Linked DNA regions of Homo sapiens: region 2 is linked to region 1. Evidence: chromatin loops called from intact Hi-C (ENCODE). Cell type or tissue: OCI-LY7. All regions are shown on one strand. Each heading gives the region's core, and the rest is flanking DNA. Links, peaks and the distances in the headings are about the cores only.

Region 1 (5,381 bases), core at 130-5,129:
CCTCCCTCCTCTGCCTCCCAAGGAGCTGGGATCACAGGCATGAGCCACTGTGCCTACTCTATTTGCTTTGTAATCCTAACCCTGCTTCTCACAGCGGCCCAAGTCCAAGGCAGTGAAACACACAATACAAGCCTTTTAGTCAATCTTCCTTAAGAAATATAAACAGAAAAAAGATGAGCCTTTCTTTCTTAGAAACAAGAGACTTTCTTTCAGGCTATGGATACAATCTTAAAACTGTTTGGAAAGAAATAGAATCAACACTAAATTCCAAGAGAAGGGGAAGAAAGCTACTCCATATTTCCCATTAGAATGCCTTTGATTATCCAAATATGAGACCAATCATCGCATGTCCTTGATGCAGTTTGCCAAACTATACATTTTTTTTCTGTAAGGAATTTTAATTGCTTGCTTTAAAGTAGTCATGGGGCAGAAAAATTTCTCAGAGTATTGAGAAAATCTTCATAACTCATTTGCTTGATAGATAGAATATATATGGATATATATAACTATGTATATAAAAACATACCTATAGATATATTGAATCTGTATGTTTTAATTCTGTGTAGACACAGTCCATTAAGGAGTTCTGTGTGTAATTAGTATTTTATAATGTTGATGTACTGTATTCACTACCCAATAGACTCAACTGGTATTGTGGTTATCCTTCTTAAAGCATTGTATCTGCTTCTAAATATTTCTTCCAGCCTCCTCCTCTCTTTTGATTTTAACTAAAAGAGGAAAGCAAGAGGCTAGTATGGGACATTTCCTTCCCTGTAGACACGTGTGCTTGGCATTCCTCCTCCCCCTTTACCATCATGTTACTTGTTGTGGGAAGTCCGGGACCCCGAACGGAGGGACCAGCTGAAGCCATGGCAGAAGAACGTGGATTGTGAAGATTTTATGGACATTTATTAGTTCCCCAAATTAATACTTTTATAATTTCTTATGCCTGTCTTTACTGCAGTCTCTGAACATAAATTGTGAAGATTTCACGGACACTTATCACTTCCCCAATCAATACCCTTGTGATTTCCTATGCCTGTCTTTACTTTAATCTCTTAATCCCGTCATCTTCGTAAGCTGAGGAGGATGTATGTCGCCTCAGGACCCTGTGATGATTGCATTAACTGCACAAATTGTAGAGCATGTGTGTTTGAACAATATGAAATCTGGGCACCTTGAAAAAAGAACAGGATAACAGCAATGTTCAGGGAACAAGACAGATAACCTTAAACTCTGACTGCCGGTGAGCCGGGCGGAACAGAGCCACATTTCTCTTCTTTCAAAAGGAAATGGGAGAAATATCGCTGAATTCTTTTTCCCAGCAAGGAACATCCCTGAGAAAGAGAATGCGTCCCTGAGGGTAGGCTTCTAAAATGGCCGCTTCGAGGGGCGGCCATCTTTTATGGTCGAAGCTGTAGGGATGAAATAAACCCCAGTCTCCTGTAGTGCTCCTAGGCTTATTAGGATGAGGAAATTCCTGCCTAATAAATTTTGGTCAGACTGGTTGTCTGCTCTCAAACTCTGTCTCCTGATAAGATGTTATCAGTGACAATGCGTGCCCAAAACTTCATTAGCAATTTTAATTTCGCCCCGTCCTGTGGTCCTGTGATCTTGCCCTGCCTCCATTTGCCTTGTGATATTCTATTACCTTGTGAAGCACATGATCTCTGTGACCCACACCTTATTCGTACACTCCCTCCCCTTTTGAAATCACTAATAAAAACTTGGTGGTTTTACGGCTCAGGGGGCATCACGGAACCTGCCGACATGTGATGTCTCCCCAGACACCCAGCTTTAAAATTTCTCTCTTTTTTTACGCTGTCCCTTTATTTCTCAGACCGGCCGACACTTAGGGAAAATAGAAAAGAACCTATGTGAAATATCGGGGGTGAATTTCACCCGATATCTGGCTGAATTTCCCCCGATAGTTACTAAAGGGAGGGAAACTCAAAAGAGAAAGACCTGTGGTCCAGCAGTAAGAATAATATTGGTTTCATTTCCTCCCCTGCCGCACTCTGATGGGTAGAGAACACCTGTCTTCGCAACCAGTATCGCTGCAGCAACGGGAACTGTATCAACAGCATTTGGTGGTGTGACTTTGACAACGACTGTGGAGACATGAGCGATGAGAGAAACTGCCGTGAGTCTTCTGGATTGGACGTTAAGCACTTACCATTACTCAGAAGCCTGGTTGGCTCTTCCCAGGCTGAGGGCCTAAGGTCTAGGGCGAGGGCCACCCATGATTGGTGATGCCCATCTAAGTTGATGGGGCTTAGATGACAGAGAAAACATATTTCCATACACAGGTAGATATTAGATATATAGGATTAATATTATATACATAATATTTTTTTAACCACCCCAGAAGTACCACTCGTTACAAGAGATTTATAAATAAACGTCACATGGCTGAAACTGAATTGATTTGGCAATCTGGGCTCTAATCTTGGCTGTGGCTCTGTAATAAAGCTGGTGACTTGGGGCGAGTAAACAGGTGATATTCTTTGATTTGGAAATTCAATATTCAGCCTTTTTAGGGATGGGAAATGAGTATTTACTCCAGTTGGTTGATGTTGGCTACCTACCAGGCTCAAGAGAGATTGTTTTCATTGGTTAGTAATGCATAGCTTGGCCTACAGTGTGGGGCCATTGGTGTACATGCCATGTAAGTGTCATCTTTAGGCTGTATAATTTTTAAGATCTGACTTCTAAAGTATAAGACTGTGGTTAGCAGAAGTTAAAACCAAACAACCACAAATAACAGATAGTTTATTAACCATGAATTTTCACTATCTTTTCTTCACTTAATTTTTAATAGCTTCGACATTATCTTATAAGGAGATGATTTGCCCTTTTGTCAGTCATGCACTCACTCAACAAGCAGTTGCTATACACCCTGTGTTCCAGGCTCTGTGCTGGGCCTGCATATATATTGCCGATCAAGGCAGAAACGGAGTTCACAGTCTGAAGTAGGAGTCAGAAAAATAGGCAGTTACAGTAGAGTGACGGGCACTGCGATGCGGAAGTGTCATATGCATGTAGGATGGGCACCCAAAGCAAACTTGGGCAGGCCCTAGCAAAGAGCTCTGGAGAGTGTCTGGGGTGAACCAAGCAGAGGTGGAGGGAATCAATTCACAGGCAAGGGAGCAGCATGTGGGGAAGCTGGCATGGCCAGGAAACTGGTTTGAGTTATGGAGAATGGGCATGGGCACAGGGGCCAAGGTGAAGTTAGATGAGTGGGCAGCGCCCAGGACAGCAAGGGCTTTGTGGACTTTATCGGAGAAGCAGTTGGGAACCACTGATGTCATGTGATGAAAGTTCATCTTTGGAAGGATAAGTAGTGGGCAGAATGCGTTTGATGGAGAGAGACCAGAAGCAGGAACCAAGTCAGAGGCTTCTCTTTTATATATTTTACCTTTGGCAACCCAGGGGCTCATTTACCCATTTGTACTGTAAGAACAGATTAATGGGAAGCTCTAGATACTCATTTAGCCAGTCATCCGTGGGGCCTGTGCCCGGCTCCCCTGCCACTTCACCCAGAAAGCAACTTGTGAAATATCCAGCTCATTAAACACATCTGGGCCCTGCAATCCTATAGACTCCCCCTTTTGGCTGATAGAGGGTTATTTACAAAGCCTTTCCTTAATCGTTTTCCCTTGGATTCAGAGGGTGCCTTTCACACCGAGGGAGTAGAGCTTATTTGCTGAATGGCAGATTTGGGAAAGCACTAGCCTCTCTGTGTCTTTTCTGCAAAAAATAAGGCCTATAAAGCCTCCTTTATCAGAGTTGCAGGAAGGTGTGATATTTGTGGGGGAATAGCCAAAGCTCTTTAAAAACATTAATGCTTATTAACAGCATTGAAGCAGATAATGGAAAGGAGTTTATTACATATCTGGGTGGGATAGAAGATGCTTCTTAGAATTAACAAGTTACAAGGAAATTGCCCAGACATAATTAGGCACAGTGGAAGCAGGGAGATACAAACCAGATGACCTCATATCCAAGAGTGAGGGACACAGGTGGCAGAGCATTCCTCCTTGTGCCCTTGGGCTTGGTTTCTACTAAATGGACAAGCTGAATCTTGTATTGGCTCCGAGTTTTGAGAGGAATGAAGACCTGCATCTTTTGGGAGGCACCTGCTGCCTCCAATGGCTTCCTCCCACCCAGCCCCTGAGCTCTGTTGCAGACTGCACAGTTGTGCATGAAGGATGGAGCTGGCCCTGCCCTCCTCCCAGCTTGGCGTGAATGTCAGCTGGGATTCACTTTCCAGAGACCCCGAGACCTACTTTCTGCTCCGTCGTCTCCCTGTTTCACCTGGCTCAGGTCTACACATGTCAGATGGAGCTGAGGCGTGGAGAGGAGGAACCAGAAGGATTTAAAACTCAGAGACTGGGAGTCAAGAGAGAGGGGCTTATCTGTGCCTGCATGTGTGTCTCCCTCATCAAGGAGGTTGCGTGTGGAGGAGAGAGGTTCCCTGTTTCTAAGCAGGGCTGCAGGAGCTGGACCGCAGTGACTGAGTACTGCCATGTGGGGAGTTAAGTGAGGCACCCTGCCAGCTGCCAGGGAGCAGTGGAGGAGGGGGGACACCGGGATGCAGGAGGGTGTTGTCAGTGGGTTTCCCTCCCTCTTACACAGATTCCTCTAGCTGGGTGACTGTCAGGCACTCAGGGTTTTGACGCGAATCCCTGCAGTCTTGTCATTTTGCATTCATCCCCTGCCTCCCACCACGAGCTCAATTACAGAGAAGAAATGGAGCCTCAAATAAGAGCTGCCAGGATGTCTAACGGCAGCATTGCTATTTGGCATTTCGTGCACGACAACCCCTCCCCCGTGCCAGCATTCTGTTCTGCCACATTTTACCTCCTGGGTCAGCCTTTCACTCTCCTGAGAGCAGCCTGCCTTCCCCTCGCCTTTCCTGGAGGGTGTTTCACGGGGTGCCAGGGATTGTGCTTAAGCACAGGAAATATCTACTTAGGAGAGGAAGAAAAATCTAATTCTGTATCCATTCTAATGCCAGAAGGACATGAGGAATGATGAGGAAGAGAAGTGACATTTGTTTAGAGCCCATTATATTTACATCCTATTTAATAGGCTCTGGTTCCAAACTTGTTCCCTGGTTTATCTTCATAATAATGCTACCAAGTAAAGGCAGGTTAAGTAAGTTGTAGGTTGCAGACTCAATTCAAATCTAGTCTTTCTGGCTGGGCGTGGTGGCTCATGCCTGTAATCCTAGCACTTTGGGAGGCTGAGGCAGGCAGATCACTTGAGGCCAGGAGTTCAAGACCATCCTGGCCAACATGGCAAAACCCCATCTGTACTAAAAATACAAAAATTAACTGGGGCTGGTGGTGGGTGCCTGTAATCCCAGCTACTCAGGA
Region 2 (5,381 bases), core at 323-5,322, 200 kb before region 1:
GAAGGGGAAGCAAGCACCTTCTTCACATGGTATCAGGAGAGAGACAACAAAGAAGAGTAGGGCACTATCCATTTTCGAAACAACCAGATCTCATGAGAGCTCATTCACTATCACGAGAATAGCAAAGGGGAAAACCTCCCCCATGATTCATTCACCTCCCACGTGGCCCCTCCTCCAACACGTGGAGATTACAATTCAACATGAGATTTGGGTTGGGACACACAGTCAAACCGTATTAGGCCTCTATATACCATATAACATCTTCAATACCTATTTGTGGTACAAAGATTGAAGCTAAGTGATCATACCATTGGAATACCGAATGTGTCCAGCAGGATTGTAAATGAAAAAGATTTGCTGGTTTTGGTAGGGTCTGAATTATTCATCCTTGTGTGCAAGTATAACCACCTAGTGAACTTCATCATAACATCCTGGAGGTAACCACAGCCATGTTAGTGCCACATAACCCTTATGTCCCATTTGGAGGTAGCCAATAAATACCTGGTTGCCGTACCCAATTGGTGGCATGCCAGTCTGTGTCTTGTCATATAATAATGTGGTCACAATGTTCTCCAGGTATCCACCCCATATCTCTTCTACTGTTTGGCCATTGGTCGTTGGTGTGTTTTCCTTGTTCCCAACATAAAGGAGCATTTCGGCTAAGCTGACCTAATGAAGGGGTGAGCCACAGAGTCCCATCCCAAATTTTCATTATCCCATTTTGAAAATGAGCCATTGTTTGGGGCATAGTTGTCACCTTCTCTTTTAGCTGGGGAGATGCTAAAGTGAGAGTTAGTGAGCTGATCCTTTCCATTAAAAAACATTTCCCCTGTCTCTTGCTCTTAATAGTGTTTTTAATGGGTCAGTTACTTATATTGTCTTTTGTTATGCCAGCACTAAGGATACCAGACTGTTTCTGTGATGTAATACATTTTTGATATTTTATCCAGTTCTGCCATTGGAAGACAGATATCCGCCATGGCAGGCTGGAGCCCCTGGAAAGAGGCATGAGTCCGCATATCCAGCAGGCCTCCTTTTGTAATCTGTATGCATAATCCTGAGCCCATTGCAGAAACAGGTTTGTTTCATGGGTGACAGTGGGTGGCAGTGGCAAGAAGGCGTAGTGACATAGGAGAAATAAAAGCAAGGTTGTGAAATTGATTTTAGCTACTAAAAGGACATTAAGTCAGACAAGGCAAGTGCCTTGTTCTGTGTAAGACAGCAGTTGCCAGTATCTCTAGGACAATAGTCATAATAGCTATTATAAAATAAGCACAGGTGTTCTTTTGTATACAGGCCTGGCCCTGTGTCTTGGGTTTAAGCAGTCCACAACAGCTGTCATCTGCTTCTAGTCCTGAGTCAAAGTTCAATGTTTAGTGAGTCGAAGGCAAAGATCCTTGGCGGGAGTCACTGTCCACTCAGGAGGTTGTGCCTTTTTTAAGATGAGAGATGTGAATCCATGAGTCTATACCCTCTAATTTTGTGCTACATGGATTGGCCAATAGTACCTGGTATGGCCATTCCACTGGGGTTGAAGGGAGTCCTTCATTAAATGTCTTTTCCAGTAGACAAAGTCTCCAGGCTGCAGCATATACCTGGAACCCTATCTTCAGGCTGTGTGCTGTGAAAGGAATTCTTTACTGAATCTTGTTTTTTTTTTTTTTTTCTTAAAAAAAAGATGATAAATGAAGCACAAAAACTGCAGGAACCCTACAGTGTCCTCCTTCTCCACATCTTCCAGATGAGAGGCTGCCACCAGGGTTACTAGGGAACCCATAGTAAGTAGGGTCTTGGGAGTTAGACCCCCTACTACCTTCTGTTGAGTGAGTGGCAGACAAGGAAGTGGGGGGATGGTGGACTGGAACATGCAGGAGAAGGAGGGAACAGATCTGGTTCAGGAAGTTCAGAGAGGTCAGGGTAGAGGGGGAGGTGGGGGATCTCCAAGAGGAAAGGAAGGGATTTAGAGGATTCCTTTAAAAGAGATAAAACATTAGAGAGTCTTTGGTTAGCACTTCTGAGTTGTTTGTTGGCCTCCTGTGAGGAGGTGAGGTGATCTTCCCCGCCTTTGCTACTCTCCAGGTACCACTGAAAGTAGCTCTCCCATCCTGGTTGTTTTTGTGCCTGTGTTTTCCATCCTAGTTCACAGGTATGCTAATTTGTGCATCTCAAAAGATCCCCATCTAGGCCATGGTAACTTGGAGTCTGCTTTGGTTATAAGGGTCCACTTGGTTAAACATTTGCATGACAACTCGCCATAAGTATTTTGCAGGTACCCGGCTGGAGTTTCTAAAGGTGGAGCTTTATGTTGCACAGCTGCTGGGTTTTAGCCAACCTAGAGGTCTTGTTCCCCATAATTTACTTTCTTTTTCAGATTTACCAAGTCAGGAAGTGTCAGACCCAGGGTGTTCTGCTTGCAGACCTAGCTTTTCAGGGCTGTTACTCCCTGAACCAATTCGATCCACCTGTGTCATGGCTGTGTGGCACAGTGTGTCGGGGCTCAAGGTGCGGGAGGGGTCAGCTCCGTATATGCACCTGCCAGCTGAGATTAGGCTCGAAGTGTGTTCTTCTGAGGGGGTAACCTACTCAGAGCCGCTGCACGTCTTAGGGAGCGTTCCCCCGAGACCCTCTCATATGATTCTCAGTTGCCTGAAAATGCCCTGAAAGGCTGAGGGGAGCATGGTGCTCTTATTTCTTTGGAGTGGAAAATTCCACACTCATAAGCGAGAGGGGCTTCGAGTTGGTCAAATCTAATAAGAGAAGGATGAAAACATACAGAAAAACCCCCGAATAAGACAGAAAACAAACAAACAAAACAGCTAAGCAAAACAACGATCACACAAATTATACATTTCTGAGTGCTCTAAATGTAAGGAGAAATTAAGACCAGCTGGTTGTTAACACTAACTTTAGTCATTAAAGAGAATTTGCAAAACAGAATCCCAACTCAGCTCCTTACCTACTGATGGGGCCCAAGCTGAAGACCGCTCTCTGCCAATGCAGAAGCAGACAAGCCCACCTTCCGTGAGAGAAGCAAGTGGAAACTCCCAGCAAAAAGGAGTTTTCCCTAACAGCAAATTAACCTCAGACACCCAACTAAAAATGTTGGGAGGTCAGGGATCCCTGCAGGAAAGAGGCCCTAGACCTTGGCAAATTGTCCTATCGGTGTGAGCTATAAAGAGCCCAAGCCAGTACCAAGTACTGACAGGAGGGCAGCCGCAGGCCTGGGCCACCTTTACTCAGGATCCCTCCGTTGTTACCAGATGTCAATCGAGAAACACGACAAGACAGGTCTCACTCATTTTAGGAGGTTTATTTGCCAAAGGTAAGGACTCACACTCTGGAGACAGGCCTATGTCTTTCTCTGAAGATAATTCTGAGGGCTTCAAATTTAAAAGGGAAAGGACGGGATATTGAGAAATACACAATTTTCATGTAAGAGGGGGGTAGGGGGAAAATAGTCATTCATGCCTTTGTCTGGCTCAGTGAATCTGCATTTTTACATAAGATGATATAGACAATAGGGCAGAGGAAATAATCAGATCTGCCTTTGTGTCAGGTAGGCAGAGGGATGACTTGAGTTCTGTCCTATGTGGCCCTGCACCTGTGAAGATAAGCCATCAATTTGCATTGCACTGGTGAATTTTAACAGAAATGCTTTGGGGTAAAGAGCTTGGGGCCCACAAGGAATTTCCTTGTGGGCAAAATATGAGGGAGGGGTGTAGCTTTTCATTTTGTAGCCATTGTATTTGGGAACCAAAATGGGAGGCAGGTTTGCATGACCCAGTTCCCAGCTTGACTTTTCCCTTTGGCTTAGTGAGTTTGAGGTCACAAGATTTATTTTCCTTTCACAATATGTATGGTGTACAATAACCAGGCTCTGTCTTGGATTTCTCTTGCCCATGATCTTAAAGAGGAAGCAAAGTAATCTGAAAAGCCAAGAAACTAAACATATTTTACTTCCCTTGAGAGGTCAACTTTTTTCTTAGTGATTTTTGCTTTTGTAAAGTTATCTTAGAATAAAAAAAGTGAAATTTAAAAGCCTAGTTCGTCAGTGTTGGAGCTCAGAAAGCAATACACCAAAGACTGGCACTTTTACATGCTGAGAGGCCTTTGAAGCTGCCTCAGAATCAAGGTTCCTCTAACCTTGTCTTATTGTCCACTGTTTCCCAAATCCTTCACTGGGTACAGGGAGAGACTCTCTCTCTCTCTCTTTGGACTTTCCTTATCTGAATAAGAAAGCAAGCTTCTTTCCAGAAGAAATGCAATTTTAAGACCCTCTCCCTAGGAATCTCATCAAATGACCAGCAAAGATCAACCACCTAAGAAGAGAAGAGACTGGAGTCATCACTACACCCAGACAGACTTTTCATAGAATTTTCAGAGAGCACCTCAGAGAGATTACCTGGGGGACTTTATCTGCATGATAAGACAACCTTTCTTTCTGTGTGGTTCTGCCCCTCACCTTCCCAAAAAGAATCATTTACTAATAATTGTCCTCATTGGGCCTATTCATTCCCCCATTATCTTCTCCCCTATGAAGGGGGCATTTATGTCTCAACCATCTGGCCTCTCTTTGAGTTCAGATTTTGTATGACTCTCATGCATACATGTGCATGTAATAAATTTGTTATGCTTTTCTCTTGTTGACCTGTTTTTTATTATAGGGATGTAGGCCATAACACTTTATGATGGGGAGGAAAGGGATCACCCCCTTTCTGCCCTACATCAGTTTACAATCTGTTTGGCAGAGATAGAATCCTCAGAAAGCAAGATAGAAGCATAGAAGATGAAGTAACCAGACGCCACCCTGCCTCCTCCAGTGAATGCAGCTACAAAAACTGAAAAGGGCTGGGCTTAATGGCTCCTGCCTGTAATCCCATCACTTTGGGAGGCTGAGGCACAAGGATTGCTTGAGGCCAGGAGTTTGACACTAGCCTGGGCAACATAGGGAGACCCCACAACTACAAAACAAAAAAAAATAGCCAGATGTGGTGGTGCACGCTTTTGGTCCCAGCTACTAGGGAGGATTGCTCGAGCCTGGGTGTTTGAGGCTGCAGTGAGCCGCGGTCACACCACTGCACTCCAGCCTGGGTGACAGAGTAAGACCTGTCTCATAAAAATAAAAAATAAAAATAAAAAAACAGAAAAGAATGCATGGAAGTTATTTGAGGATGCTGAAAAGTAAATGATAGCAGGTGGATTGGGAAATAAGACCAAAATGTGAAATATCACAGAACCAGCAGTAAGTTGTTGTCCCCCACCCTTTTTCTCCTTGGTATCCTCTGGCCTGGATTGAAGGTTGCCTGAAAACTGTGAGAACCAGAAAGAGACAGAGACTGTTCCAGGAGAGGTCTGCTACTTCTGGCTAGAGGAAACAGAAA

The links. Hi-C counts contacts between places; a loop is a spot of excess contacts. Peaks named below come from ENCODE experiments on the same cell type or tissue, not always from the same donor. Only the 100,000 strongest peaks of a DNase experiment are listed, where the experiment ranks them.
Region 2: it touches region 1 in a loop (3-fold over the local background); 2 of 110 quality-filtered maps call a loop at or near these places.

Annotation. Positions count from the first base shown.
Region 1 is chr11:121,568,128-121,573,508 of GRCh38, forward strand. It overlaps SORL1 (sortilin related receptor 1), which reads left to right. Exons shown (of 48, transcript NM_003105.6): 23 at 2,030-2,143. Among named protein-coding and RNA genes, the nearest start is that of SORL1-AS1, 120 kb to the left of the region's middle. RefSeq lists enhancers at 1,827-1,876, 1,987-2,156, 2,617-3,118, 3,119-3,618. In OCI-LY7, for the core only: no CTCF peak of the experiment used is centred there; DNase peaks (open chromatin) are centred at 1,734 and 2,054; H3K4me3 peaks cover 1,606 bases; H3K27ac peaks cover 4,903 bases.
Region 2 is chr11:121,370,903-121,376,283 of GRCh38, forward strand. No RefSeq gene overlaps it. Among named protein-coding and RNA genes, the nearest start is that of SORL1, 79 kb to the right of the region's middle. RefSeq lists enhancers at 1,162-1,221, 1,719-2,496. In OCI-LY7, for the core only: no CTCF peak of the experiment used is centred there; DNase peaks (open chromatin) are centred at 1,319, 2,399, 3,569 and 3,851; H3K4me3 peaks cover 3,668 bases; H3K27ac peaks cover 5,000 bases.